Linked DNA regions of Mus musculus: all the other regions are linked to region 2. A link is a loop called in an ENCODE intact Hi-C map of the cell type or tissue named here. Cell type or tissue: heart. All regions are shown on one strand. Each heading gives the region's core, and the rest is flanking DNA. Links, peaks and the distances in the headings are about the cores only. Region 1 overlaps Capzb (capping protein (actin filament) muscle Z-line, beta). Region 2 holds the start of Tmco4 (transmembrane and coiled-coil domains 4). Region 3 has its middle 8.8 kb from the start of Otud3.

Region 1 (10,072 bases), core at 3,925-7,924, 230 kb before region 2:
TTTCCTTAGTGATACTAAGAGCCATCCCCACAACGTGCCCAGTTCATCATACAAACATGCAGGACCAAGATGGGTCCAGTGCCTGTCACCCAGCAACTGGGAGGCAGAGGAAAGAAGAGCAGGCATTCAAGACCATTGCTGGATACAGAGCAAATTCAATGCTAGTCATGGCTACAGAAGACCATTTTAAATTTTCTATAAATTAAAATCTAACAGAAATAGTGCAGGACCTGAAGTTAGCCTTAGTTCTGTCTGCATTCTGCCAATTCGTCACACAATGGGAGGACCCCTCCTGGGGACCTAGCAACTAGTGATCTATAATTGCAACAATTATTTCCTGTGGTGCTGGGATGTGGTTCAGCTGGTAGAGTACCTGACCAATATGCAGGAAGTCCTGCATTGGCTCCCCAGCACCACACTGAACCAGGCACGGTAGCATATGCCTAAAATGCTAAATGGGGACTTAGAAGTTTTGAGTCATCTGTGACTACACAGGAAGTTTGAGATCAGCCTGGTCAACCTGAGCCTCTGCCAAGCCTCTGTCTCAAGAACAACAAAGCTAGAAGGAAGAATTCTGAACATTCTCACCATAGACAATGATAAATGCCCAAGCAGACAAGGTAAGGGTTTACACATTAGATAAAATACACATGGACATATATGTTATGTTCAGACCACCTCGCTCTTGTGTGATCTTCCATATCTGCAAGTACAAGTGTGGCAAGAAATGGTAATGACACAGAGGCTAGCCTAGTGCTCCCCTTGGGAATAGCCCCCCCCCACCCCCCCCACCCCCGAGTTGTTCCTGAGTGCTGGGGACTGAACGCAGAGAGGGCACTTACCCTAGACAAGCACTCTCCCACTGAGCTACAGACCTGGAGAGAAATAGCTCCTTTATTGTTGTAGGGTTTTAGTGGAGGTATTTTCGGTGGTGGTAGTTAGTTTGTTTTGAGTCAGAGTCTCATGTGACCCTGGATGGCCTGGAATTCAGCGATCCTCCTGCCTGTCTCCTCCTGCCTGTCTCCGAGATACTGAGATCAAAGATATGCACTATTACACCAGGGAAAATAGCAAGTTTTATTCTCACCATTTCAGAGACAAGAAGATGACAAGGACTTCATCCTGGTCTTCCACCTCGAGCGTGCCCTTTCACAGCCTTGGACTCGGGAATCCAGACTGCCTGGGATCAATAGGAAATGCCAAGAACGGCAGGCAACTCCTGTAACTAAAGGCCCCATGCTCACCATCCATCACACCACTGGCTGCTATCAGGATCCCGAGTGGTTCTCCCAGGGGCACACTGCCAGCCTTTGAAATCAAGAGTGAGCTGACCTGACCTGACAATCCCTGCTCGGCTCTTCCTTTCCCCATCAAGACCTTGACTCTGGCTGGTTTAGCCTCGTGAAAGTTGGGTTTAAGAGATCCAAAGAGAGCTGGCAAGATGGCTCCGCGGTTAAGAGCACTGACTGCTCTTCCGAAGGTCCTGAGTTCAAATCCCAGCAACCACATGGTGGCTCACAACCACCCAAATGAGATCTTGCGCCCTCTTCTTGCGCGTCTGAAGACAGCTACAGTGTACTAATTTATAATAAATAAATCTTTGGGCCGGAGCGAGCAAGGTCCTACAAAATTCAATTCCCAAAAACCACATTGAAGGCTCACAACCATCTGTACAGCTACAGCGAACTCATATACATAAAATAAGTAAATAAATCTTTAGAGAGAGAGACAGAGAGAGAGAGACAGAGAGAGAGACAGAGAGACAGAGACAGAGAGAGAGTGAGTAATCCAAAGGGTCTGGGCAGTGGCCCAGGCCTTTAATCCCAGTGCTCGGGAGGCAGAGGCAGGCAAATCTCTGTGAGTTCGAGCCTAGTCTACTCACTAGTCTAGGACAGCCATGACTGTTTCACAGAGAAATAAACCCTTTCTCAAAGCAAACAAACACAACAACAAAGTGGGTGGTTAGAGGGAAAGAGGAAGGTAGAGAGAGCGGAAGAGAGAAAGACACACACACACAAAACTGGATACTGCAGGTCTCCCACTCAAACTGCCCTACTCTCTCATCACACAGACATTGATATTGATACCTATCAATTTTTACCTACCCAAACATGGCAGTGTCACGTGGTTTATCCGAGGATAGGGAAGCTGCTCACATCATGAAGAACAAACAGGCAGGTCAATCATTCCACAAACCCCGATGGAGCCACAGCACACGCCAGGGACAGACAAAGGGACACCACTGCAGCACTCACACAGGAGCAAGGGGATTTACTGATTCCCTCCCCAAAATAATAAACAAACTTAGCAGGCAGCCTAAGAACGGTCAATGGGGCACCAAGTGCCCAAGGCTTGGGATGTGAATCACAGGGAAAGAGATAAAGGAACCCTGCAGGGCTTAGGGCTTCCACACCAACAGTTCCCAACAGGCACTGTCATGAAGGCCCAACCTGCCCCTGGCTTTTTTGTCACTCTAGAAGCCATGGATGCTGGTATTCCCACAAAAAGACCTGTTCCATTGCTGAGTCAGGTCCTGCTAGTGGAGGGGGAAGTTCCACCAATGCTTCCGGGCTAGAAGGCTCCTTTCTAGAGACCACACTGCAGGGTCCCTCTAGCCTAAAAGCTGTTACTTCAACAATCTGACCCAAAATACAACTACCTCCTACTTATCTAAATTCAGACTTTCTCAGTCACTGTGGCAGACTTACTGAGGCTTCAGTGTCTCATCTATACATTGCTCATCTATGAGATAACCATCCTGGAAGAATCCGACTGCCAGAAGCTTTTGAGAAGGATGGGCCTGGAGTCCATGGTAACTGCTCGTGCTTCACTGGGGCCCTATGCGAGTTACCATTCTCCCTGAGCTTTCATTTCTTTATCTGCAACAGGAGGAAATGGTTCTAGGACTGGGGTTGACAGAACCAGATATCAAGATTGTGGGCACCCCCTGGCAGAAGGAAAGGGACACTTGTGACTAACAGGAGCTCTAGGAGTGGGTACATAATCAACCATGCAGTTTCCTGATGACCTCCAATTCTAGGACCCCTCACTGCACACCTCAAAGCCCAAAGCTGTCACCTCAAATCAGAGGACAGCCAGAAACAACAATTTACAGTGCATGCCTATGAAAATGCTCATGACTGATGAGACTTCGCCAGAGGGGCGAAGGGTACACACTGAGAAAGCTCACAGCAGAAATCCTCAACAGTGACCAGAGAGATGGGTTAGCATGTATGGAAGGTACTTGCCATATAAACCCTTCAAACTGACTTCAATCCCTGGAATTCATACAAAGGTAGAAGAAGTTGTCTCTGATCTAGACACACACACACAAACACACACACCCCATCCTCAACAGAGGCTGGGTGTGACGGTACACACCTTTAATCCTAGTACTTTAGAAATGGAGGCAGGAAGATGAGAAGCTCAAAGGCATTCTATCTATATAGCAACCTGCACCCCAAGCCTAGGTGAGGTCACCAGGCAGCTAGAGGTGCAGACAAAAAAAAAAAAAGCACACCCACGTTGCACAGGGAGAAATTCTGGGGTGGCTCCCTGAGAGGTCAACCTGCTAGGGCGAGATGGCACCACAGGGTGGGCAGATACATGCTCCTCTCCAATTCAGTAGTACACACTACAACAGAGAAGGAAAGTGAATATATAAAACCAGAGAAAGCCCAGTAAGGTCCAAGCCACCAGCAGAGAAACCCTGAGCAATAGGACAACATGAGCAAGCCTGACCTGAACCCCTTCTGCCATTCACAGCTCCCAGGAAAAGTCCCCTGGTGTTAACCAGGGAAGGAAGCTGCTTCTGAGCCATTTGCACTGGCTGAGCTAGTACAGGCAAAGGTATCTTTCACAGTTTGACCACAACCACACATCCTAGTAGCATTTTGGTCAAGAACCTACTACATATGCCAGCTTTGTGGTCCCTAAGCTGAGAAGGCCTGGTGAGAAGAGCCTAGCCATGAGGCACGGGGTGTATTTCAAGTTAGAGATGGTTCCTCTGGCAAATAGAATCCCGCGCTGTTTTCTATGTAGGAGCACCAGTGGCAGCCAGTCCGATAACGGTTTCGGAGAAGACGATGGTGAGTTCAGCATGAGAAGAGGAAGCTTCTGGGAGCAGTTGAAGCAGAAGTTCAGGGTCAGAGGCGGGGGGAACACCCAACAGCTCCCACACTGTGGTAAGAACTCTGAGGCCAGCAGCACTAGACTGGAGTTCTCACCAGGCTGGAGTTTACCTGGGCTGGTCCCTAAGGCTGCCAGCTTTGGGGTAGGGACTCCAACTACAGCAGTCTCCTAAGGGCCAATGCTGCCTCCCAGGCCAGCTGGGAGGGTACATGAATAGCCAGCCATAAACTACTCGTGGGAATTAAAATAACCTTTAACAGCAGCCAACATGCCTCTCACATGTTAACCACGCCAGGCACTGCCTACAGTTTCCATACATGCTCAGGCAATCCCCATGATAACCTCTTCACAGCAAGGCCACGGGCAGTAACCACCCTGGCTGGAGGATGGTAACTACTAGACCACTGATTTGGACCAAACAGGATTAGAGGACTGCAAAAGAGCACAGAGAAGGTCGAGCTGTTGGAAGCAGGGTGGCAGCAGCGGGAAGCACAGCAGAAGGACTTCCGGTGAGGCTGCTGCCTGCGTCACCACGCACCTACCATCACCCTGCTTCTCTGGTGTCTCTAGTTCACCCACAAGTTGTAATAGCTGTCCACAGAATAAATAACAAGGAAAATGCCTAGGGGTGGGGAGGTTGGAGAGATGGCTCAGCAGTTAAGAGCACTACTTCCTCTTGCGGAGGACCCAGGTTCCGTTCCCCCACACCCACTTGGTGGACCCATAACTCCAGTTCCAGAGCCGACGCTCTCTTCTGACTTCCACAGGTACTAGGCATGCATGTGGTACACAGACACACTTGCAGGCAAAACACTCATACAAATAAAATAAATAATCCTTATGAAGAAAAAAAGAAGAACGACTACAGGCAGCGGGGCAGCCTAGACAGGCCTGGTTTCCTCATCTGTACCATAAGAGTAATGTGGGTCTGTCTCGTATCACTGCATGGGATATCAAAGCCGCCCATTAACAGCAGCTCCTGCTGCTTACATAGCCACTCCAGGTCTCAGGCACTGATGTGCCTACAAGCTACAGCACATTGGGCTAAATGGCAAGTGCCACCAGCAGGCCCAAGATGGCTGTCACTGGGCTAACTGTGCAGAATGCCCACTCAGTGTCAACCATCTATCAAGGCTCTATGGGTCCCATTATCTAGGATTTAACTGATCAAAATAGCTGTTTTGTCAATGACAAATCACCCAATCAGAAGGCCTGTAAGACGATGGGGGGTGGGGGCAGATGTACCTGTCAACCAGATGGCAGATCTCTCCAGCTCATTATGCCTATCTGCCTTTCTCCACCACACCTTCCTTCCCAGACCACAGCCAGCCTGGCCAGGCCCTGGCACCTCTCAGGTGATACCTACAAATGCATCCCCCTTTCCTCCCTCTTCCATCAGCAAGGCCCTCTCTACACAGCACGGCTAGAGGACTCGTGCTAAAATACCACTGCTCCATCAGCCTGCTCAAATTTCCACCTGCCCTGTGAGAAATGTCACTGGCTCCACACTGTCCAGACCAAATGCAAACTCCTGAGCTTAGCGACTGGCATCTGGCAGCAAACACTTCCTCTCCATGTCTACGCAGTGGTTCTCAAACCCACCCCACTGACGTCACAATGACCTTGGACTTGGTACAGTGGACTCCCCAGCAGATGGTGCTCCACCCGAGCCTCCCCTTCCTCTTTGACTGGGCAAGGTCTTCCTGGGCTTCAGGCCCAGCCCCCAGGCTGACGGAGGACTGGAAGGTTGCAGGGCTTCCAGGAAGAGGTGGAACACCTGACTAGCTTGCACACATGGCCTCCAGAGCTCTTCCCCACAACTTTCCCCTGTCAGCTTACGAGACTTCATGAACACACCTTTCCTGCTCTCCAAGGTGAGAGGACAGGAACTGTGGCTTCCATTTATGTTACATACAGTTGGGTATACAAAATATGACACAGAGTAGCTATAGCCCCAACTTTCTGTGTGCCAAGTGTATTAAAAATGCCATTTCTGGGCCAACGATGGAAGAAGAGAACCAACTTCCCAAAGTTATCCTCTGTCCACCACACACACAGAAGATAAATTTAAAAACATTTCCTTTTCCTGGTGTCCCTATGAAATGTTCTCCTCACGCTGTACAGCAAGGAACTGAGGGGAAGGAAGGAGAGGCGCTCACTTAGGTCACACAGAAAGGCAATCAGGACTCCACCCAGACACGCCCCACTCTGAAGGCAGCAAGGAAGAGCCAAGCACCTCAGCTCTCACTACCTGCTGCTTCCTCAGGGCTATGCAACAATTCCTGAGCACCAGGCGGTACAGGGGATAAGGTTCTGTGGAACAAGCAATCTGGCATTCTGTTGCCGGTCCCTGCCCTATCACTCAAAGGGGACTCCACCCATAAGGACACTGCATTCCAATCTGACTTTTCTCTCTCTCTCTCTCTTTTTTTTTAGAGAGGGGGAGTGATTTCTGATTCAGGATCTCGCTCTGTATCCCAGCCGGCCTGGAGCCCTGCTATGTACAGCAGAAAGGCCTTGGGTTCATAGAGATCTGCCTGCTTCTGTCTCCCAAGCACTGGGACTTTTAAAGGAGTGCACCACTATGTCTAGCTCTAAGTCTAGCTTCTTATACCCTGGTGTCTGTGGTCCACGGCTCAACCTTCCTCATCAAGCCTTTGCAAGACGAAAATCAACAGCTTCTGGCAGAGTGGATGGCACGTGGCTAGAACCCCATAAATATCTCCACCTCCTTACACTGAAACGTTAGTCTGTGGCTGCCTAAAACAGCATTACACTAGCTGATCCTAGAGCCAATGAACGTGCACTAGACTCTTACAGGCTTGCATGCCCAGCCCTCACAGGCGGACCTGAGCCAAGCCCCTATACCTGAGGTCAATATTCTGAGACATCCACAGTCTCACATAGGGCTAAGCTACAGACCTGCATCACACCATTCACTTGACTGTTTGAGCTTCAGATACTCCTTGAACAAAAACAGGCTGGGCCAGTGACAGCGGTGGATGTCCACCATATCCCAAGGTCGCACCTCAGGCTGCAGGCTGGAAACACACACACTGTACTCCACTGGACCAAGAACACTTGAGAAGCCAAGAGCGTGGGTCCCAGCTCAAGCCGCAGTGTTTCCTTCCACTTCCTCTACAGCTTGTGCTTATGAGCCTGCACTGACCGTGAATACTGTCTCCCTTATCATTAGGGAAGAGTGACAGTGTATCTCTCCCACCATGCTGCTCAGGCTGTAACTCAGCAGCAGGAGTTACAGGCGTGTGACACTGCCTGGCTTTCCAAACTCTACTCTAGGCCCCCTCAATAGTAGAAGCCAGAGGGCCCGCATCCATGTCTGCCTTGCTCTCTGCTGGCTCCTCAGCACATAGGCAGCACACAACAGCCTCATGATACACACACACCTAAGCAGTGGTACCCTGCACCTTCAGATAGGTGCCTAGGAAGTGCTGTGGAATAAGCACTTCCCACTCTGGCAAACAGGGTTCTGAACTTCAGGTCCTTGTCTTGTGTCCTTCTTCCTCCTCCATAGAATGTAACAGTATAGCACTTCCAAATTATACACACAAGACCTATCTTCAAAGGCATGCTTGTCATCTTCTTAATCTTAAACTAATAATCACAGGCTACTTATCAAAAGGAGACTGGCTGGATTTACTTGAACAGGGCAAACACACATGGGGTCTCTAAGTTGAACTATACACCAAGTTTTTTAAAGTGATATTGTTTGCTTGCTTATTTATTTACTTATTGGGGGAAGGGAGGCAGAACTATGTTAGATAGAGGAAGACTTGATTCTACATATGGGTTCTGGAGATTGAACTCTGCTCCTTGGATTTGGCAGCAGTCACCTTTAACCCCTGAACCATCTCTCTGGCATCTCTCTGGATCTTATTCACAGGCCGAGACCACCAAGATACATTAGAGTCTACTCCACGATTTCGCCTTTTAACAACAGGAGCGAGCTCTCCTATCAGAGCTCTTGTCATCAGTGCCATCTGTGAGCTCCTTGGCCTGTCACTGCTCCAGCCCCACCATGAGCTGGAAGTCAGAAACCAGAGCCCTGTCAGGGCTTTGACACTGTGAAGCACTTAAGGACAGTAGTAAGACTGTCTGCTAAGGGGATGTAAATAAACCCCATTTGCCTAAGCACTTTTACTGGGGACAGTTAACTTGACTCCAAGAAAAATCACTCCAAAGTCAAATGCACTTCAAATCTCTCCCCCTGATGGGTACACTGGAGCTGGCTAGCCATTTGCTCTACCAGCCAACCCACTGAAAACAGAGCTATGGTCCTCTTCATTCATTACCTAGGATGCAGCCCCACTCTGCCACTTCTGGTTTGCCCAAACTACCCACATTAGGGCATCAGATTATACTAGCATAGTAGGCAGTCAGAAAACATTTAGGAGGTTGGGGTACATGAAGAACAAGTTAACGAGTGTCAAACCTGGGTGGCTGCGCTCACAGACCATCCCAGATCACACTAAGCAATCTCCTGTCTCACCCTCACTGTTGCCCAAGCTGGCCTTGAATGCCTTAAACAGCTGAGACTGCAGGTATGTGGCACCACGCCCAGCCTTCCACGACAGATCTTTCAGAGTTAGGTACTGTTCTAGGACCAGATAGACAGGGGCAGAAAACACAAGACCAACATCTCTGTCCCCTAAGAGCTCGGGGATCAGGCCCATAGGCTATGCTCCTGTCTCAAAATGGCCATTTCCTAACAGGAGAGCCACCCAGAGTCTGCAGAGGTAAGCACTTGCTCTCCCTGGCTGGGCCTGAGCATCCATCCCATCATTATGGTTCTTCAACAGTGTCATTATATCAGACACACAACAGCAGACAAGGAAGACCGCAGTCTGGAGGCTGCTAGGCAGGCTCCCACTGGCCAAGAGTGCTCTCCACACAGATGCAACAACATTTTGAATGAGTTACAATGAATGCCCCAGCTTTTCTTCACCTGTCAGATGGACAAAGCGAAAGCCTAGATGATTCTGTGGAGACTAAGTCCCATCTGGCCACTCCACCACCCTCTCCTGCTTTGGTGCTGGGAGTACACACAGAAAACTTCAGTCTACTTTGAAGAATCTCACCCAAAACTGTCCTGGACAAGTCCTTTCCCCCTGCAGACTAAGGTCAGGGGTTCAGACCCCCAGGCCCGTTTCCAGCCAAGAGCAATAACATGAAAACCTGTCTTGCCTATGCTTTTAATCAATATATAGAAAGTTTACTAGCCAATCAGACTTAGTCATCCCCAATACAGTTGCTGCACCCTTGCTAAAACAAGGCACAGGGTACCTCAAAACCATCTAGGGTCCAAAATCCCCTCCTAAATATCGACCAGGCAGGAGGGGAGCCACCTGTAAGGCTACACGGAGCAGGTGGGTTGCCTTCCCTCTCAGCCTACCTTACAAGGCTTCCTTGACCATGTGAGGTAGTTCTCTGGCCCTTCCACCACCAAAGATGGTGGGCCTGCTCTGCAGGTATCCAGGTAGATTAGGGGGTGCAGGGGTATGGGGGAGGAGGGAAGTGACACATCTAAGGCTCCTCAAATAAGTTGCTAGCATAGTGTGCCTGTCTTCATTACCAAAACAAACACCATGAGTGGAGTCCGGGAGCTCTCCGGCCTGTGAGTTTCTGCTCACCTGCTCCGAGGCACCTCCATAATCAGCAGTCCCAACTCTAACAAGCTGACAGTTCAGGGGGAAAGGAAGGCTGCGCCTGCTAGGATGCATCGTGTCCAGGCCGTAGGTTGGGCTGCTGAGCTCCGTGTCCCCCTAGCCCCAGGGCTGCGGCCTCACAAGAGCAATTGTGAGTTCACCCCTGTCCAGTTGGCTTACCAACCCGTCAGCACTCTGCTCCCCACTCAGGCAGGGCACCCCTCAAGACGCGCTCTATTAGCCGCACTACCACTAGGCCCTCCCAAGGGAAATGC
Region 2 (10,072 bases), core at 2,824-6,823:
GGATGATAATGGATGGATGGATGGATGGATGGATGGATGGATGGATGGATGGATGGATGGATGGATAGATGGATGGATAGATGGATGGATGGATGATGGATACCTCTCTCTACAATTGAGAAATGATTCCAGTATATCTTTGTGAAGGGCAATGGGTTTTATATACAACAGAGACCCCCAGTTTTCCCAAGAGGTTCTTTCTGCAGGTAGCTTTCATTACTGAAATTACATCTAGCGAGCAGCCTCTGATTCTATTCTAGAAGTCTCGGGCAGGCACACGTGGGCTGGCAATCTGAGATCGTTTCCAGTTGGGCTTAACCTCTGACACAGGTCCCATGACTCGTGTGGCTGGGACATTTGGAATGCAGAGCTGGGCTGGGCTAAAAAAAATCTGATGAGTGAGATATTTATCAGGAAGAGGGGTAGGGAGGAGGTGAGGCAGAGAACTGTTGACCAAGCACTCTGCGGTGCTCGGTAGGCTACAGCAGACATGGGTGAAGGACCTTAGAGTCCACAACCCAGAATTTTGCTCTTGACCCAAACAGGAAGCCAAGCCAGGTTTTAGGCAGAGAATAGAACCCTGGCATAGATCCAGCTGTCAGCACAGAAGGTCAAATGGAAAAGACTCAATTCTGCCTTCCATAACACATTCTCTGGCTGTCTACTCCTCTGTACCAGGAGTCTACGCTGAAATGCAGTATTTCAGAGCCCAGGATCTCTGCTGGGAGAGTGTTTGACCAGCATGCATGAAGCTCTGTGTCCCCACCCGCACCCCCCTTTTCCATCTGTCTTATCCCAGGAGGTGGAGGCTGAAGGATCAGAAAACCTAGGTGGTCATCATTGGCTACATAGTGAGTTCAAGGCCAGCCTGGGCTACATGAGTCTGAAAAACCACTGAAGGAGTACAAGAGGACTATCAACAATCTAATGTACAGACCACCTTCAGGTCCCACATCCACCAAGCCCAGGCTTGGGTTGGGTCTGGCCTTCCCAGTCCAAGTTCAGGCTGAGAAGCAGCAAGCTAAACCAGTCAGTTGTGTCCCTAGCCACGCTAGAGCCTGGGCCTACAAAGGCTCCAAGAGTTCTGTCACCCTGAAATGTTCCTTCAGTCCCGTGTCAAGCTTGCAGACTGGTGTTTTGTAAAAGAAGTCAAGGTGTTCCCGAGAGGTCACAGCTTGCTGGGGGCCTTTCAGGAAGCTGAGGAATACACCCTGACTGTCTGAGCCTGTGAGAGTCTGGAGGAAAACAAACAGGAAATGCTGGGTGTGAGGTGGGTGTTATGTTTCCAGCCCTGGAGGGAGCCTCAGCCTCCTCACCTGGAAGTCGGCCACCCCAGCTCTGTGTGTGGCTAAGGTTTCTCTACTGAGGAGAACAGGCTGTCAAGTCACTAGACCTGTGAGGAAATGCATCTCTGAGGCAGGCAATGGTTGTGCACTTGAAAGGCAGAGGCAAGTGGATCTCTGAGGCCAGCCTGGTCTACAGAGTGAGTTCTAGGACAGCCAGGGCTACACAGAGAAACCCTGTCTCAGAAAAGAAAGAAAGAAAGAAAGAAAGAAAGAAAGAAAGAAAGAAAAGAAAGAAAGAAAGAAAGAAAGAAAGAAAGAAAGAAAGAAAGAAAGAAAGAAAGAAAGAAAAGGCAGGCATCTCTGCTCGTTTGAGGCATAGCTCAGTGGTTTTTGTAAAAAAAAAAAAAAAAGCCTGAGTTTTGTCTTCAGCATCCCAAGCAAATAAATTTTTATTTATTTATTTTTAATTTTATGTATTTTGGTGATTTGACTACATGTATATTTGTGGGGGGGGATGTGGGGGGGGGATGTCAGATCCCCTGGGGCAGGTATCACAGCCAGTTGTGAGCTGCCATGTGGGGGAATTGAACCCAGGTCCTCTAGAAGAACAGCCAGTGTTCTTAACCGCTGAGCCATCTCTCCAGCCCCGTGTTTTGTTTTCAAAACAGGGTTTCTTTGAGCCCCATCTGTCCTGGAACTCACTCTAGACCAGGCTAGCCTCAAACTCACAGAGATCTGCCTGCCTCTGCCTCCCAAGTGCTGGGATTAAAGGTGTATATATCTCTATCTCTATCTATCTATCTATCTATCTATCTATCTATCTATCTATCTATCTATCTATCTATCTATCTATCTATCTAATTTAAAGACAGTTTCTCTACATAGCCCTCATTGTCCCCTGGAACTCACTATGTAGACCAAGTCAGTCTCGAACTCACAGTTTGAGATTAAATCCCAAGCACCAGGATTAAAGGTCTATGCCACCATCGCCATGCCTGGCTTTAATTTACTTTTGATTTGGGTACTGTGCTTTCCAATTCATGAAGCATCCTGACACGATCTTCAGCACTGGGAAGAATTATAATCCATGATCCTCTTGTGTTATAAGGAAATGAAGGTTCAGGGTGACACCCAAGGTGACACAGAGAGGAAGTGGCAGAGCCAGGCTCAAGTTCCTTGAGGGCATCTTTTAAGTCCAGGGGAGTGGGAAACTGAGGCTGGAAGCAGCATCTTCGGTGATGCCCAGAGGTTCAGGCGGTTTGGTAGGGTTCTAACTAGGAGGATGGGGCCCTGGGTTCCTTCCTGACTTCTCAAACATACTGGGTAATTGGGGATTTTGGTGGCCTTGTCTTTCTGCCTAGCTGATTCACCCTGAGGAGTCTTCACTACTGTGTCTTCAGAGCCTACACGATGACACATAGTAGGTGCTCAATAAATATACCCCGTGAGTGGCGTCCTGGGAAGCCCTACAGGGGTGTGTTCCCTCCTACTTGAAGGCAGCAGTGGCCTCAGGATCAAACCTGCAGATTTAGCCAGCCCCAGCTTCTACTCTGGGTCACCCCTGGCAAGGACAAGGACATCATGGAGGCCAGTTTTGAACCTAACACTGGGTCAAACTCTGAAGTCAGCTCACCCTAGTTAACCTCTTTGCTCTGACTGCCTGGTCCTGGCCAAAATCATCCCATTGTTCCCAGACTCAGTTTTCCCGGATGTAAAAACCTGTAATGTGAAATGTCCCCTACTCTGTAAAAACCCGCAGCGGGGCGAGAAGCCACGCCCCCGTCACAGCAGGAAGGGGCCGGGCCTTTCCGGGACTCTAGGGCTTCCCAGGCCTCGGGGAACTGAGTCTGGAGACACAGAGGGTGGGAGTGGGTGCCTGGAGCTCCCAGTACGCAGGGGGCGTCCAGTGACCCTGCGTGACCTTGAGCAAGGTCCTTTCTTCCCTTCAAACCCAGCGACCGGTGCCCTGGGCTGTGCTGGCAGGCGGGGGCCGCTGGCATGCTCGTTGGCATCAGTTTCCCCTCCAGCTACTCAGGAGTCCCGAGAGCACTTCCGGGTTCGGAAGCGCAGTGGAGGCGGCGTGGGGACGATCGGGGCTCCCCGCGGGCTTACCTGGAGGCGGCAGCGACGGATGGGACGACGGCAGAACTTCTGGCAGCCCCGCAGCTCCCGCCCTGGCGCTCCCCGCCTGTTCTCTCCCTGGCCCAGCCGCCCCACACCGGCCCGGGCCGGTCCCGCCTGCGCAGCCCTAGGGCCCGGGCCTTCCGGGCTGGGCCGGGCGCACCGCCACCTAAGCCACCAAAGCCATCGCCCGGGTGCTGGCCTTGGGACGGGACCCGCACTTCTGTGTCTCCCGCTCCCCAGGAAGCGAGAGCGCGGGGCACAGGAGGGGTCTGCAGAGAGTGCTCACCAGGGGCTGGGCTGGCATGAGGGGAGTTCGAGCAGACACTTGAAGGGGAAGCTTCCAAATTTTGCCGCCACACTTGAAAAGAGCCTGTCCCAGAAGGTGCCTCCCCCTCCTGTGCACACTGCTCGGTGAAATTTGCAACACCCACGCCTTCTGATCGTTCTTTCACTTTCTCTAATGCTCGCCAGTCGTTGCACCCGTGGCTCTTCCGTCCCACGGGCCTCCGTTTTGGGGTTCCATTCCTGTTAGACTAGCCACCCACTCAGCTCTAGTCTTTGAACAAGTATTTGCTGAGCACCTACTACGTGCCAGCAAGGTTATGGATTAGCACACCAGGCCTTCGGGCCCATATTTTAATCGTAGTATTTAACACTGAAGTTGATTGTTTTCCTGTTTGCCAATTTATAATCTGGGTATCCCACACTAGAACTTAAAGACCCCAAGAATGGAAGGGGGGGTTGTCTCCCATGCCTCATCCTCCGCTCTCCTCATTTGGGAGCCGGCTCTTGGTTGCCCAGGCAACCTGTGAAATTTCATCACACCTAATCTACAGGTGAGGAAGTAGGTGGCCATCCTGGTCAGGGCTGGAATCTGAGTCACCATGACCTCTGACGTCGTTGCTCTTTCCCCTGGAGAAGATAGGCTGGAGTTGGAAATGGAAAAAGTTCTCGAGCGGACAGATGAGACGTGCGGCATTCCAGCAGGGAGCCTTATGACTCAGGATCCGACTGGAACGCTAGAGGGCCTCCATCACCTGATCTCTCTATCGGCCAATCAGGACCTAGAAGAGCTAGGAGGTTATTGTAGGTCAAAAAAGGACAGTTGTGGAGGGTTGAAGGATTCTAGCTGAGATTCTGGGCATCACTAAGTTGGGGAAATAACCATACCAAGGTGGCACGCTCCCCCCGCCCCCCGCAAATATCATGGAATTTTAAAAGATCCTATTGTTGTCTATGAGGAATGGAGGATTGGAGTGACCAGAGGCCACCGATTAAGAAGCGGTCCTGAGCTGAAGTAGCCAGCCTCAGCCTGAGCAACTAACTACCTTAGCCTTTCAGATGTGAGACAGCTGCCGTTTTTTTTTTTTTTTTAATTTCAGCATAAGTTGATTTTAGTAAGTTCTTGATATTAAAAAAAAATAAATGTAACTCTGAAAGTTAAAAAAAAACGGTCATTCTCTAATGGAAAACAGAATCACAATGGATAAAGAAAATCAATATGGAAAATAGTTTTAGAAAAGAAGACATACTCAAAACAAAGTGATCGCTTAGGTGGGGTTTGGGGACAGTAAAGACGCAGGGAGAACACTGCGAGTGACTCCTCTGCTTTTAGTCCATAGCCACATATCAATATTGATTTTTTAAAAAAATCTTGTCCAATGTATCAGTGTTAAGATTGGAAAGTAAGGCAAAGGTCACATGGATTTTTGCTGAGGACTCTGCACTATTTCTGAAACTCTCCTGTCCGCTGGTCGCTCTAAAGCCCTTGTCACACACGTTTGCTAAGCAAGTGACAGCTTGCATCCTTACTGTAGTTACAGGTTGCCTCTGAGCTAAGCCCTGCTTTGCCTTTGTTTAAAAGGATCAGCAGGGCCTGATGGTGAAACCACAGCTCCTTGTTGCAGCGTGGTGCCAAGGCTGAGGCAGGGGGATCACAGGCTTGAGGCCTTCTGGGGGCTTTACAATGAGTCAAAGGTCATCCTAGGTAATTTAGTGAGACCATGTCTCAAAAATAAAAAGGCGAGGAAGGCTACAGCTCGGTGGCAGGGCCCTGGCCTGGCAGGTTCCTTCCCTTGACATCCATAATGAAGGAGTGGGCCCTGCGGGCCCTGCTTTTAGAGTCTGAGGGCAGCAAACGGGCCTCTCCACAGAAAGAAGTGAGGATAGTGTTCTCCCTGAGTGATTTAAGGCCTTTTAACATGTGGCTATGTACTAGCTAATAATGAATTTTGTATCACCAGGGTATTTGTCTCAGACTTTTAAAATGTATCATATTACGGGAGGGATGTCAAAGGTTCTCTTGTCTTTATTGGAGGTTGGCCCCAGGATCTGGAATGAGTGTTGAACTTTGGAAGTATAGCCCCGTCCCTCTTTTTAGGTCAGAGGAGGATATCAGGTATCCAGTTCTGTCACTTTCCACTTTTTCCTTCAAGGCAGGGTCTCTCCATGAACCTAGAGCTACCCTCTCATTTCCAAGGGGATGAAAGAAGGTTCAGACCTTCAGTGTGGACCAGAGCCTGGCCCTGCACTCGAGGCCTCTTGCCTGTCCTTTCCACTCACATCCCCCTGCAGCACTGCCTGACTTCTCTGCCCACTCCAGGGCAGCAGTGACCTTGCCTGTACTCTTGTCCCCAAGCTCTGATGTTCCAGAAGATGGTTGGGACCAGGTCATCTTCAAAGAGACAGTAGTATTAGAATATCTTTGCCCAGGGACCCCAAAGATACCTTGGCTGGGACCCACCCTAAGCCAGGAATGACAGGGGCTGTGGGTCTAGGTCCCAAGCTAAGACACGGGGCAGTAGTTATTTGATCAAATGAGGGCATTCTTCAAGCCTGGGACTCCAGTGTTCTCACCTGTGGGATTCCAAGCAGCGAAGCCTGGAGAGGGGTAGTCAGCAAGCCCAGCCTGCTTTTTAATCTTTCTTCCTTCAGCAACCTGCTCATCTCTGAATCCCCACGGTTCCTGTAGTTCATTTCATATTTTCTGTGACATTTCTCCCACACCCATAGGCAGCGATCAGATTTTAGGTTCGTTCTATTCACAAAGGAGGATTCACATTGCTAAATCTGGGCTAATTCCTAAAATCTCTAGCATAGACTGACCGTGCAACCTTAAGCAGGTAGATTCACCTGTCTGATCTCAGTGTCTTCCTCTGCACGAGAGGGAACACAGTGAGTGGTTCAGCGCCACAAGGCTGTCAGGAAGCCATAACGTGTCAGTTAGGGAAACGCCTGCCTGTCTTATGAGTACTGGGCAAACACTCTCCCACCAAATGGTAACAAAGTATTTCCTTGACCAACTGAAAACTCTGGGGTGGATTTTGTCTCCAGGAAGTAAAACGGGCCTGGAGGAGTAGGTGGGGAGACAACGTTCTTTTGCTGTCTGCCTGGCAGTCATCCCAAATGTCACACACAAGAGGCCAACAGGAGAGATGCCGTCTGTTCACCCTCTGGGAAAGGGTGTTCTTCAGGACTATGCTGGCTGCCTGTGAGAACCGGAGCTCATGCACACCCTCAACACTCTCGCTGCACTGGGAATTGTCTGGCCTTATAAGAAAAATAAGAAGTCACTGCCTTTTTCAAGGCAGTATACTGCACTCATGTTCTTGCTCGCTTTGGTATTTATTTTGTGAATTGCATTGGGGATGACTGGACCTAGGGCTTCACACATTCCAGGCAAACATTTTACCGCTGAACTCTACCCTCAGCCTGACACACAGTCAGACAGAAGGAGCCCTTGATGTGACCTCCTCACAGGCGTTCAGAAGCATATGGCCCCTCCATCGATCGGCTTGTGGCTCAACCAGGCCCTGAGCAGTTGGGACATCCAGGGAATCTTAGGACTAACGGAGTCAGACTTAACTCAGTCTGAGAAAAGGGAAGCAGAGAGCCAAAGACCTTGCTCAACAGCATGTGACCACTGACCAGGGCCAGGCACCCAAGGATCCAGTGGCAGAGTCCTCTCATCTCTCCTGACAAAGGTCCTGTCACCATGAACTGTGCCCTCCTGTTAGTCTCCTACTGCAGGAAATGGGGTGAATGGGAAAGGACAGTGCACAAGGCCTGGGGAGTCCCTCCAGAGTTTTAAGTCTGATCACAGGGACTCTCCGAGACAAACTTCCAGCTCCCACACTGGGCTTCTTGCTCTCCCACTTCCTCTTTGCTTGAACCCACCAGGGCTCATTTCTGAGGGTGGATTCCCACCCCCCCCCCCCCGCGCTGCATGAAAAAAGAAGCCCAAATAGTCCTGAAGAGATGACCCAAGGACCTTTCTAGCGACTGCCGCTCTGAGGCTGAGGTGGGGTGACACCGCCGAGGACCGTTGCATTTACGAGATGTTTTATCTTTATGACAAAGGAGCAAATAGGGCCGTAGATGTGATAAGAAGAGAGGCGCCATCTGGAAAGCTTTCGTTCTGTCATGTGAGTCTGGGAGTCTGATGGAGAGCTGAGTCTCTCTCTCTCTCTCTCTCTCTCTGTCTCTCTCTCTGTCTCTGTGTGTGTGTGTGTGTGTGTGTGTGTGTCCATGTCCCCTGAGATTCTCTGAGTCAAGCCCTCATGGTACGCAACTGGTGATCTCAGCGTAGATCCTAAGGACAATTCCTGGACCCACCCTCTCCACACCTCCCCATCTCTGTCTGCTGATCCTCGGATACCCTCTCCCCACTTTACAATTCCAATTCCATGTGTACTCCACCCTGGGGTGGACCCTGTGGGAAACCGTAAGGAGACTTTTGGCATGGAAGGTTTGGGATCAGTGTAGCAAGCAACCCTGGGGAAAACCTGGCAGTATCCCCTTGGGCTCTGGCACCCCAGGAGGGAAAGTGGGCAATGGCTAGAGATGGTCACAAACTTCCCAGGACACAAAACATCAAAGCCCAAATTTAAAAAAAATGAAGCCAGCTACATGGATTACAAAAGAGACCTGGTTCTATTTGCTTTGTAGTAAGGCCAATGTCCCAATATGTGTACAAAGGGATATATACAAAACTTAGGAGCTCTGGAATAGGGGTAGGGACCCCACCACCCTTGAGTCACTCATTCAGGGGGTGTCTCCTCTCTTTCCCCCTTTCCTTCCTATGCTACACAGGAACAGGCAGGTGCGATCCCACTGTTCCAGCACAGAATCCTTGATCCAACATGGCCAGTCTGGCTTTGACACGCAAGTCCAGTTCGAATGTGATTTTGAAAGGCGGCCCCTAGCCCCTTACCCATGCAGACTGTGAGGTCTGGGGGAGGAGGGAACCTTGGCAGCACTGGGCCTGTAGGGATCCAGAGTTCTCAGGCAATAGAAGTGATCTGGGTTTGCTTTTGCTCTCTGCAGAACAGAGTCCTGGGGCAAAGCCAGTTGCTGTTCTGGCTCTGGGGGTGACAGCAGAATAGGGTGGACATCAGGAGAGCCAGAGCAATGACAAAGGCCAACACCCACCGGATGACACCCGGGTAGATGAAAGGCAGGATAAGGACAATGACAAGAGCCAACAAGAGCAAGTGTACAGCCAGGCGCCGGGCAGCTACACGGTTGACACTTACAGTGTCCTGTTCTTCTTCTCCTGTCCAGTTGGCTGGCCGAGTTGCTGAAGCGGCAGAACCCACTAGCCTCTGAGGACATAGGCGCACCTCTGGGCATGGCAGGGCCAGACGCCCCACCATCGCCTCCTGGTCTCGCAAGCTGCAGATGAGGCCTCCCGGGACAGCAGTGACCTTTCGGCACAGCGGACAGGGGATGGACCAGGTGTCTTCCTGCACATATAGCAGAAGCTTCAGGCATACGGCACAGAAGGTGTGCTGACAGCTAAGCAGCTTGGGGGACCGAGCACAGTTGTAGGGCTCTCGGCACACCAAGCATTCCAGGTCACCCTCCACAGAGATGCTGAGCCGCCCGGTGGGCCCCAAGGCAATGATGGTGCTGGTGGTGGTGGTACCCGCTGGGATAGGCTGTGGGGCCTCAGTGCAGGACATTCTGGGTACAGAGGTGGAGGGACAAGGCTGATCCGCGCACGGGCATCCGCATGCGACATCCACCGGAGCTGCCAGGACTTGCATGGGTTCCGGTCCTGTGGGGACGCTTCCAGTCTCCCTTCTGCTCTCTGCGGGTACCTGCTGACAACCGATGTCTGGCATCTTGCTCCCTTGGTTGCCCTGCTTGTTTCTCCGCTTATGTTGGTCCTTCAGTTATTATTATTTCTTTACTCGAAACCCAGGGTTAATCAGTAACTTGGAGACCTGGAGACTTTGAATTACCTGATAGAAGGGCCAAAGTGGGTGGAGTCTCATGAATCAGGACTTTCCTGTTGGGGCCATGCCTGGTGAGTGTCTACATGACAACCGACAGGGACGCTGTCTCTACTACTACGCTCTGGAGCGCACCAGTGACACCCCATCCCCACCTCCACCTCCACCCCTGGCCAATCAAAGCCCTGGTGTAGGGAAATGAGCAGAAACCCCACAACCCTTTAGAAATTACATTTATTCTCTGTGTGTGCCGGTGTAGGCATGTGACACATGTCTTCATGGTCCACATGTGGCGGTCAAGGGACTTGAAAGAGTCAGTTCTCTTGTGTAACGAGGGGGGTTCTGCGGGGTAGAACTTAGGGTGTCACAATTGCTGGCATACTTGCTGAGACATCTCATCAGCCTTTAAAAATGCAGAGTACCAGG
Region 3 (10,072 bases), core at 3,194-7,193, 49 kb after region 2:
GTATAACAAGATGCAATAAGATTAGGCACAAGCCCTCCTATTATGGCTGAACAAGGCAACCCATTAGGAGGAAAAGAGTCCCGTGAGCAGGCAAAGAGTCACAGACACCCCCACTCCCACTGTTAGGAGTCCAACAAAAACCCCTAGCTAAACAACTACAGCATGTGTGCAGAACGCCTGGTGCAGATACATTCAGGCTCTGTGAGCCCCTATGAGCCCTGCTAGTCGATTTTGTGGGCCCTGTTCTCCTGGTGTCCTCGACACTTCTGGCTCCTGCAATCCTTCCTCTGTCTCTTCTGTGGGCTTCTCTGAGCATCGCCTAATGCTTAGTTGCCAATCTCTGCATCTGTATCCATCAGCTGTAGGAGGAAGCCTCTCTGACTATTGAGCTAGGCACTGATCTATGAACACAGCAGAGTATCATTAGGGTTCGTTTCATTGAGGTGTTTTTGTTTTTGGTTGTTTGATTTTTTTTTTTTTTTGGTTTTTGTTTTTTTGATCAGTTGTGTTTAGTTCCACCGTAGACCTCTGAGCCATCCAGCTTCCAGATCCCTACCATTCAGGCAGTGCCGCCTCTCATGGTTAGACCAGTCATTGGCTGGTTACTCCTGCACGCTCAGAGCCACCATTACCCCCAGCACACCTTACAGGCAGGACAGGTTGTGGGTTGTAGGTTTTGTGGCTGGGTTGGTGTCCCCAGTCTCATCATTGGGAGCTCAGTCTGGTTACAGAAGAAGGCAGTCAGGCTCCATAGCCTCTATTACTAGGAGACCTTGATAGGGTCACCCTCATAGGAAGTTTCCACTCCACTCGGGTTCTACATTGTGACTTAAACGCCCACCTATTCCAACCTTTCCCACCCGATCCCTCCCGTTCCCATCCCCACCCAGCCCCAGTCCATACACAAAATCTATTCTTTATCTTTCTTTTTCTCCACCCAAAGGTGCAGAAGGGAAAGGATATGTTCGTATCACTTACCATGATTCACCCAGAAGATGGCTGAGAAAAGCTTGCTGAAGGATGAAGGCTACAGGTATTGCTGGAGCATCACTTTTCTCATCCCAAATAGAGATGCTCGCTAGCTCCTGTGCTCTCTGTAGTTACATGAGAGATACAATGTATGGGTCGGATCATCTATCATATCACAGAGCCATGCTGTACCACGGCACAGCCAGTCTTACCCTCCAGGGAGTGTGTCCCAAACTGTGAGTGCAGATGGTACCAGACGTGCACATGTGCATGCATGTGTGTGTGTGTGTGTGATGTTTCCTATACTTACAATAAAGTTTAATGTATAAATTATTAAATACATTATATGATTATTCTTAATCATAACAACTGAGAAATAGAACAGTGATAATATGTTATAATAAAAGCTATATGGATGTGCTCTCTGCCCCTCCTCCCCATATATCTCAGGGCGGGGGCTGGAGCAATGTCTCAGTAGTTAAAAGACTACTTCCTGCTTTTTTCAGACCAGTAGAATTCCGTTTCCAGCACCCATGTTCAACACTGCTCAACACTGTCTGTAACTCCAGCCAATGACTGGGCAGCTATGAGGAGTCTTGGAATGAATGCGTTTGCTTAGAGATCCTCAGTGACGCATCTGCGTGAATCAAAGTCCGGTGTGATGCACTAGCAGCTGGACGACAAGGGGCTTGACCTTCTCCCCAAAGGGTCTGAGCACTCTAGCACCAAGTGAAGCTTGGGAGCAGGCTGAGAGCGGAGGCCCAAGGGCTGCTCACCCGCTCCAGTGCAACCAGCTGACCATGGGTGCGAAATCTGTCTCGGCTGTACACGGGTTCACCAGCTGACCAAGGGTGCGAAATCCAGGGGCTGCTCACCGGTCTCTGTCTGTCTCTGCCCTTTTCCTTTGCAAAGTTCTCCTCTTCCTCCTCTTCCTTCTCCTCCTCTCCCTCCTCCCCATTCAACAACTTGCTGCACAGGGCATTCCATTTTAATCTAATCTAGCTGCTATCTTCAAGGAGACTGCCCACGTGAACCGCTATGGCTTGAATGGTTCCTCTTCAGCAGATAGAACAGAGTTTATTTGAAATTTCCCCAAGGGAAGACACTTGGCTTATTTCCAGCCTTTCCTGTGATCCTAAACACTCCAGTGATGGCTTTGGTTCCAGCTATTGAGTTGAATGGCATATAATGGCATATATAGGCACCTTTCAAGGACAATGTATTTTACACAAGAAAAGTGGGGCAACCCCAGCAGATCTGTCAAAAGGCTAATTTTATGAGTTTAATTAAATATATTCACTGGTTTTGTGATTTCCCTTTCTTTCTTTCTTTCTTTCTTTCTTTCTTTCTTTCTTTCTTTCTTTCTCTCTTTCTTTCTTTTTTCTTTCTTTTGTTTTTTTAAAGATTTATTTATTTATTTATTTATTTATTTATTTGTTTATTTATTATATGTAAGTGCACTGCTGCTGTTTTCAGATGCATTAGAAGAGGGAGTCAGATCTCATTACAGATGGTTGTGAGCCACCATGTGGTTGCTGGAACTTGAACTCAGGACCTTTGGGAGAACAGTCAGAGCTCTTAACCGCTGAGCCATTTTGCCAGTCCTTATTTTGTTTTTTTGAGACAGGGTTTCTCTGTGTAACCCTGGCTGTCCTGGAACTCTCTCTCTAGACCAGGCCAGCCTTAAACTCATAGAGATCCACCTGCCTCTGCTTCATGAGTGCTGGAATTAGTGGAATTCACCACTGCCCTGTGAATTCGTGATTTTAAAAAAATTATTTATTAATTTATGCACATAGTTATGCCATCTGCATGTATGTCAGTGCACACAGGTGTATGCCTGACTATAAGAGGGTGTCAGAACCCCCGGAACTGGAGTTACGGATGGCTGTGGGCCACTGTGTAGGTGCTGGGAATCACACCCAGGTCCTCTGGAAGAACACCCAGTGCCCCCAACCACTGCGCTGTCTCTCCAGCAGGATTTTATGCTTTTTAAAAGAGTTCTTTTCTTATTTAACTTTGTAGGTGCAAATGTGTGCATGTGTGAGCACATGCATGTGTGTGCATGTGTCTGGGAGGCAGAAGAGGATGTTGGCTGCCCTGGAGCTGGAGTTACAGGTGAGTGTGAACTTCTCAATGTGGGTGCTGGGAACGGACCTCTGGTCCTCTGGGAGAGCAGCAAGGGTCCTATCTGCTCCAAAGGAATCACTTTGGGCATGATCGCTTTCTTCTAGGCAAACTCCACAAATTGTATATATATATACATATATATGTGTGTGTGCATATATGTATATATATACATATATGTGTGTGTGTATATATGTATATATACACATATGTGTGTGTATATATGTATATATACATATATAGATATATACACACATACATATATATGTATATATAGATATATACACACATACACACACACACACATATATATATATATACACAAACTGTGTGGCTTAGCTTTATCTTGGGTATCTATGTCTGTATGTAATCTATATCTACATAGTGAGGGGTTAGATAACTGTGTTACTAAGTGATAGAAATCTTAGGTCTCCCTTCCTTGGGAGATGCTTATCTCAGAGTTTAGAGTTTTGTACCTGGGAACTTTAAAGAGAATGCCCACTTGCTTGAGGATAGTCCCAGACTGGAAACATTAAGGGAACAGTTCCAGAAATGGACGATGTGTAAATTTCCAGCCCCGCACCTACCTGAGCAGGGTCATAAAGGCCGGTGCCATCCTGCTCCATCCCGCCTGCACTTGAATCATGCCTCTGCCTGGCATGTTGGGTTATACAACGGTCTCCACCCATCTGTCACTCAGCTGCCCTCGTGATTATCACAGCAACTGTAAAGATACCTCAGGACTGCATTCAGCTCACCCTTAATTAATTAATGTACTAACGGTCCCAAGGGCAAGAATACTGAGGACATCAGGAAGATGTATCGTGAGTGCTGTCTGCAGTCTCGGGCCTCCTCTGGAATCACGTGTCTCCTGTAGATGGGGCGACCCCCGTGCTCACATTTAGGAATGGAAACTGGGTCTTCCGGAGGCTTCTTTCAGTGCTCTTTCTCCCTCCTCCTGCATGGTCTGGACGGTGCCTTAGAAGTGACGTCCCCTCCCCCTCCTCCTCCTCCCCCTCCCCTCCTCTCCCCGTCCCTCTCCCCTTCCCCCCCTTCCCCTCCTCCTCCTTCTTCTCCTCTTCTTTCTCCTCCTCCTCCTCTTCTTCTGATACAAGGTCTCATGTAGCTCAGATTTTCTTTGAATCCACTATGAAACTGAGGCCGGCCTTGACTTTCTGGTCCTCGCCCTGCCGCTGCCTCCCGACTGCTGGGATTGCAGGCATGCACCTGTGCACCTGTTGCAGTTTTTCTAACACACCAGCTTTCAGCTTTTTCTTCCTCAGACTTGATCATTCTGCTCTAAACCTGCCCGTGGGGCCTCTTAGTGCGGGTGTAGCCATGGATATATAGTAAAACCCTGTTTTATACAGATGAGCATAAGTCACATGTGTTAACATGGATAAAAGAAACTATCTGCACACTGTTTAGACAGCAACAAAGGTCAGAGAAGATAATATCCAATTTGGTCTCCTATACTGTCTGGAGATGCACACCCTGCCACAGTGAATGCTGGGTTTGTGTGAGGGCATTTCTGGCAATAAGAAGGACATAAAGGATTTCCTGTCAGTCTCTTGGACGTCTCAAGTGTTTCTGCATGTATTCAAAACGTCAGGCTTTAAGGACACAACATGCCCATGTAGAGAGAGTACTATCTTCATTTTGCATTTTCTTTTTCTTTTGTTTAGTTTTTGTTTGATTTTGTTTCAAGACAGGGTTTCTCTGTGTAGCTCTGGCTGTCCTGGAACTCACTCTGTAGACCAGGCTGGCCTTGAACTCAGAAATCCGCCTGCCTCTGTCTCCCAAGTGCTGGGATTAAAGGCGTGCGCCACCACACCCGGCTATTTTGTATTTTCAAGTGTCTGATGTTAAGCGTGAAGAGAAGGTAGGCAGTTAAAGCACATAAACTATCATCTAGGTAAGGTACAGATGGGCATCAAGGTGGGTCAAGTCCGTAATCACAGCACTCGGGAGGCTGAGGCAGGAGGATTGACCATGGATTAGAGATCATCCCAGGTTACATAGTGAGTTTCTGGTCAGCCTGAGCTACAAGGAAAAGCCCTGATAGAAGCATGCGTGCGTGCGTGCGTGCGTGCGTGTGTGTGTGTGTACATGGCGATCAACAATATCTAAGGGCTAAGTATAACACAGCAAACAGCAGCAATGATTGCCTCTGAGAGTGTGACTATAGGCCACTTTTTTGTCCCTTTTACTCCTTAATGTCATTTTTGGACATTATGTATCATAATTTGAGGTTTGAAAACCTTAGCGGTCATGATTGCAGGCCCCAGGGACTACTCAGGTGAGGGAGATGGGAGGTCACTGGCTGCTTTCTGCGCTGCCGCTTTACCTGCAAAGTGGCTCACATGCCTAACTCAGAGCCCAGCTCTTCTGGTGGGAGAACCAGCAGCAGTGTGCTGCTTAGTTTGTTTGCTTAGTTTGTTAGATTAAGCTGGCTGAAATGCTTCAATCACAGCGCGTCTCTCTGCTGCCCCCTTGTGGGCTCTGCGGGACCGACAGGCATCGCTTTCTGCTTGCCTGACTGGCTCCGAACGTGCCAGAGTGGGTGTGGTCGTGGTGCTAGGCACAGAGGAGGATGAAGCAGTCACAAGTTTATGCAGCGTGAGGATTACAGCAAACTCCGTAGGCAATTAGATTCTGGCACAGGGATGGGATGCCAAACAAAGAAATTGCTGCGGAGTCGTAAAAGATAAGCCTGAGGCTCAGGGGCCATCAAGTTATCGAAGAAGCATGAGCAAGCCCCGCCCCCTCCACCCCTTTCCCCATTCAGCCCGGGAGGTGGTCTGATGAAATCAAGGGAGGGTCACCCACCAACAGAAACTAACGTGTCTTAATTCCCCCTGGGAGCAGTTTGCTGGAGAAAGTAATAATGGATATTAAATTCTTTGTTTGCATTTATAAATAATTTAGTATACGGGCTATCAGGTTTATAGGAAAGCGGAGAGGTAGTCTGTGGAGCTGTGAGAGACTGTGTAAGCTCTGCTGTGCTGACAGCTCCTGAGGGGCAGAAATGGGAAGGGACCGGCCTCCATCCTTCCATTCCTCTGTATGTTAAGTGGGTGAGACAAGGGGTTGTAGGCATCCTGAAGATGAGGGCAAGGTCACAGAGGTCAAGTGGGACTGACAGGCTCAAAGGCTCCAGCACCACCACCTGCAGAGGAGAAAGAGGAGGGGCTCCATCGGTACAGGGGTATCAGTGGTGTGAGCATCGGGATGGAGTTCTAGCCTCAGCACCCATGTAAAGCTAAGTGTTGTTACTAAATGTGTAAGCCAAGCGTGGGGGAGGTAGGGACAGGGAGACCCAGCTTAGCTGGATCTGTGCGCTCCCGGTTCAGTAAGAGTCCCTGGCTCTAATAGTAAGGCAGAGAGCGAGCGGCTGAGGAAGCCTCCTAGTGCTGACTCCTGGCCTCTACATACAGGAGCAAGTGCGCACACATACACACGCGGGTACAAAAGATGAAAACAGAAAGGGGAATTGAAAATTGCATGTTGTGTGGACATGTACAAGCCTGCAACCATCTCTACAAAATAGAAGCAGAAACACACATTTACCCGTGCGCGCGCACACACACACAGTTTTCATTGAATGTCATGCTTCGCTGTCATCAATAGAGGCCCACTAGAAGATTGTCATCAATAATTACCTGTTAAATATTTGCAGCTTCAGGTTCAAAATCCTGAAAGCAAAATCCCAGCTGTAGTAGTACTCTGAACTCTACAGCCTGGGCAGCCTTTTTAGAGAGGCTGCCAGACAGAGTTCCGTCCTGTGCCAGGGTCACTGATGGAGCATGTCTGGGTGGTAGGCACGAGGGTGCCCCATGGCCTGGCTGATTAGTGATACATAATTTGTTCCCTGTGCCCACCAGACAGAGTGAGATGCCATTTACTTAAGCTCTCCAGAGAGGCACAGCCTGTGGCAGTCGGATGCGGCTAAGTTGATGTTTAACTCTGCTTAGGGTGTCTGCCTTCATGACAAGAACAAACAGATGGGACCATCAAGATTGATCCAAGGGTGGTATGGAAAGAACACTGTGCCCAAACCCCTATGGTCTTGCCCGTTTCTAGAAGAAAGTGATAAACATACCATGAGTCATGTCCGTTGATCACAGTGCACGTGCACGCGCGCACACACACACACACACACACACACACACACAGCTCTGTAAGGCTTCAGTTTGAAAGGATATATTTTGATACTAGAAAAAAAGACAATAAATAATAAATTATAATGACACACTCAACACTTGAACCCCCTGGATTCTTTTGTTTGTTTGTTTGTTTGTTTGTTTGAGACAGGGTTTCTCTGTGTAGTAGCCCTGGCTGTCCTGGAACTCACTCTGTAGACCAGGCTGGCCTCGGACTCAGAAATCCGCCTGCCTCTGCCTCCCGAGTGCTGAGATTAAAGGCATGCGCCACCACGCCCGGCTCCCACTGGATTCTTGTGGGAAAAAAATTTAAAAATAAAGGCAGGGCCTTTTTCATTCTAACCTCCCTTGCCAGTGTGCTTTTTCCAAACCATGTCTTCCATCTTTCAGTCTGCAGGTGTGTGTGTTTGCATCTAAGTATGTAACGTGCTTGAGCATCCCCCCATAGCCCATCTCCCCATCCCTTCCCAGGCCCCCCCACCGCCGTTTCCTATCAGCCCCTTGTGAAGAGACAGCTCACAGAACTGCAGGGTATTTTGGTTAGCTGTATATCAGACAGATGATTAATACCTAAGACATACGAAGAATTAAAAAAAAAACAACCTAAACACCTGGAAAAAAAATCAAGTAGCACAGTTAATATGAATGGGCATGGAGATCTGCAGTGATGAAGTATAAATGATGAATAAACACAAGAAAATGTTCAACATCTCTGGACATCTGGGCTATACAAAACAAACAAACAAACAAACAAATAGACAAAACGGAACAAAACAAGGGGCTGGAGAGATGGCTCAGTGGTTAAGGGCACTGACTGCTCTTCCAGAGGTCCTGAGTTCAATTCTCAGCAACCACACGGTGGCTCACAACCATCTGTAATGGGATCTGTTACCCTTTTCCGGTGTGTCTGAAGATAGCAACAGGGTACTCACATACCTAAAGTTAAAACCCAAACCAAAACCACACGTTGATAACCCAGCTCACTCTAGTCAGAATGGCCGTTGTGGAGAGATCAAATGGTAACCAATTCTGCCTGGGATGTTGAGTCCTTTATGTTGGTGACTGTGGTTCGCATACAGACAACACGGAATGGCTCCTTCTGCCATACGCTGTGTGGAGGAGAGCTGCTCACGTGAGCTGGTCTTTATTTTCCCCTGGCCTCCTCCTTTTAAATGTTGTACAGTATTGGGTGACTGTTCCGAAGCAGGAGACGTGGAGATCCCGATGACGTGCACAGAGGTTGTTTCTAACTGTGCTTGCACATCAAGGATACATTCTCGGATACAGTCTTCAAATACAGGGCATGTTCTTCTTTAGGAAGGGTGACGAGCTGTCAGGGTCGACACCCCCTCATCCACAGAGTTCAGCTTTATTCCTGTTGCTGTGATAAAATACTCAGACAAAAAGCATTTGTACTGGCTAGTTTTGTGTCAACTTGACACAGGCTGGAGTTATCACAGAGAAAGGAGCTTCAGTTGGGGAAATGCCTCCATGAGATCCAACTGTAAGGCATTTTCTCAATTAGTGATCAAGGTGGGAGGACCCCTTGTGGGTGATACCATCTCTGGGCTGGTAGTTTTGAGTTCTATAAGAAAGCAGGGTGAGCAAGCCAATAAGAAACATCCCTCCATGGCCTCTGCATCAGCTCCTGCTTCCTGACCTGCTTGAGTTCCAGTCCTGACTTCCTTTGGTGATGAACAGCAATGTGGAAAGTGTAAGCTGAATAAACCCTTTCCTTCTCAACTTGCTTCTTGGTCGTGATGTTTGTGCAGGAATAGAAACCCTGACTAAGACAGCATTGTAAATGAATTTTAGTAAACCCTATTAATTAATTATTAATGTGGCAGAGCCAGCTCCCCCAATAACAGAAGCAAAGTCCTATAGATTATTTAATCAGCTCTTGTACAATTACTGGTAGATTACCCCTAATCTATATTTCTATTTGCTAGACTGTTAATTCCCATCTGTGCTCCCCAAACACTTGCTGTTTGAATCTAGCCCGGGTTACTTCTTCTCCAGCAGTCTGTCCTGGGGGGAACATTTCACTCAGGCATGTGTCCCTTGTCTATCACGTCTAATGGAGACCTCTGCTCCCTCTGTCTACCTCCTCTTCGTGGTCCCTTACTGTGACCCAGCCCAGTAACTGAAACTCCGCGTCTTCTTGTCTCCCCAAATTGGCTGTAGCCACTTAATTTTAACCGATAGCTTTAATTGGGGAGCAGGGTTTAAATATCATCACTAAGTGTATGTGAGGATCTGCTCATAGGGGCAAGGGGATCTAGAGGGCCAGGTTTTGCATTTGAATACAGAGCAGCAGCAGACCAACCCTAGCACCGCAACTTAAGGGAGGAATACGTTACAGTCCATCCCAGGTGACAGTCTATCACTTCAGGGGAGTTAAGGCAGAAGCTTGAAGCAACTGGTCACATCACAGCCACAGTCACATAGAGAGGGGAACACATGCATGCATGTTCCATGCACAACTAGCTCTCCCTAGTCTTACATAGTCCAGGGCCCCAGAACAGAGCGTGGTGCTGTCCACTTTCAGGCTGTGTCTTCCCACATCAATTAACATAATCATGAGGATTCTTACAGACATGGCTGTAGGCAATCCTGATGTAGACGACCCCCCATTGATACACTCCTCCCGGGATATTCTAGATGACATCAGATTGACAAACTAATCCTGGTCAACATGACACACAGGCACATCACCAAGCCACAGCCCTCTATCCGTTGTCCACAGGTCTCATGTTTATCTCACAGTGTAAAATATAGTCCAACCTTTAAAAGTCCTCAAGTCTTTAAAAACC

The links. A loop is a pair of places that touch in the nucleus more often than their neighbours do. Peaks named below come from ENCODE experiments on the same cell type or tissue, not always from the same donor. Only the 100,000 strongest peaks of a DNase experiment are listed, where the experiment ranks them.
Region 1: a loop joins it to region 2, with 2.9 times the contacts of the local background. A loop is called at or near these places in 2 of 42 quality-filtered maps.
Region 3: a loop joins it to region 2, with 3 times the contacts of the local background. A loop is called at or near these places in 8 of 42 quality-filtered maps.

Annotation. Positions count from the first base shown.
Region 1 is chr4:139,193,930-139,204,001 of GRCm38, reverse strand. All of the region lies in intron 1 of Capzb (capping protein (actin filament) muscle Z-line, beta), which reads right to left. Among named protein-coding and RNA genes, the nearest start is that of Capzb, 6.1 kb to the right of the region's middle. In heart, for the core only: a CTCF peak has its summit at 5,760 (motif pointing right); DNase peaks (open chromatin) are centred at 4,071, 4,790, 5,781, 6,361 and 1 weaker place; H3K27ac peaks cover 1,014 bases.
Region 2 is chr4:138,966,614-138,976,685 of GRCm38, reverse strand. It overlaps Tmco4 (transmembrane and coiled-coil domains 4), which reads right to left and starts at 3,781. Exons shown (of 17, transcript NM_029857.3): 1 at 3,399-3,781. It overlaps Rnf186 (ring finger protein 186), which reads right to left and starts at 9,567. Exons shown (of 1, transcript NM_025786.4): 1 at 8,321-9,567. The coding sequence starts at 9,373. The coding sequence ends at 8,693. In heart, for the core only: a CTCF peak has its summit at 4,436; DNase peaks (open chromatin) are centred at 3,105, 3,665 and 4,395; H3K4me3 peaks cover 1,615 bases; H3K27ac peaks cover 2,586 bases.
Region 3 is chr4:138,917,781-138,927,852 of GRCm38, reverse strand. No RefSeq gene overlaps it. Among named protein-coding and RNA genes, the nearest start is that of Otud3, 8.8 kb to the right of the region's middle. In heart, for the core only: no CTCF peak of the experiment used is centred there; a DNase peak (open chromatin) is centred at 5,632; H3K4me3 peaks cover 238 bases; H3K27me3 peaks cover 1,200 bases.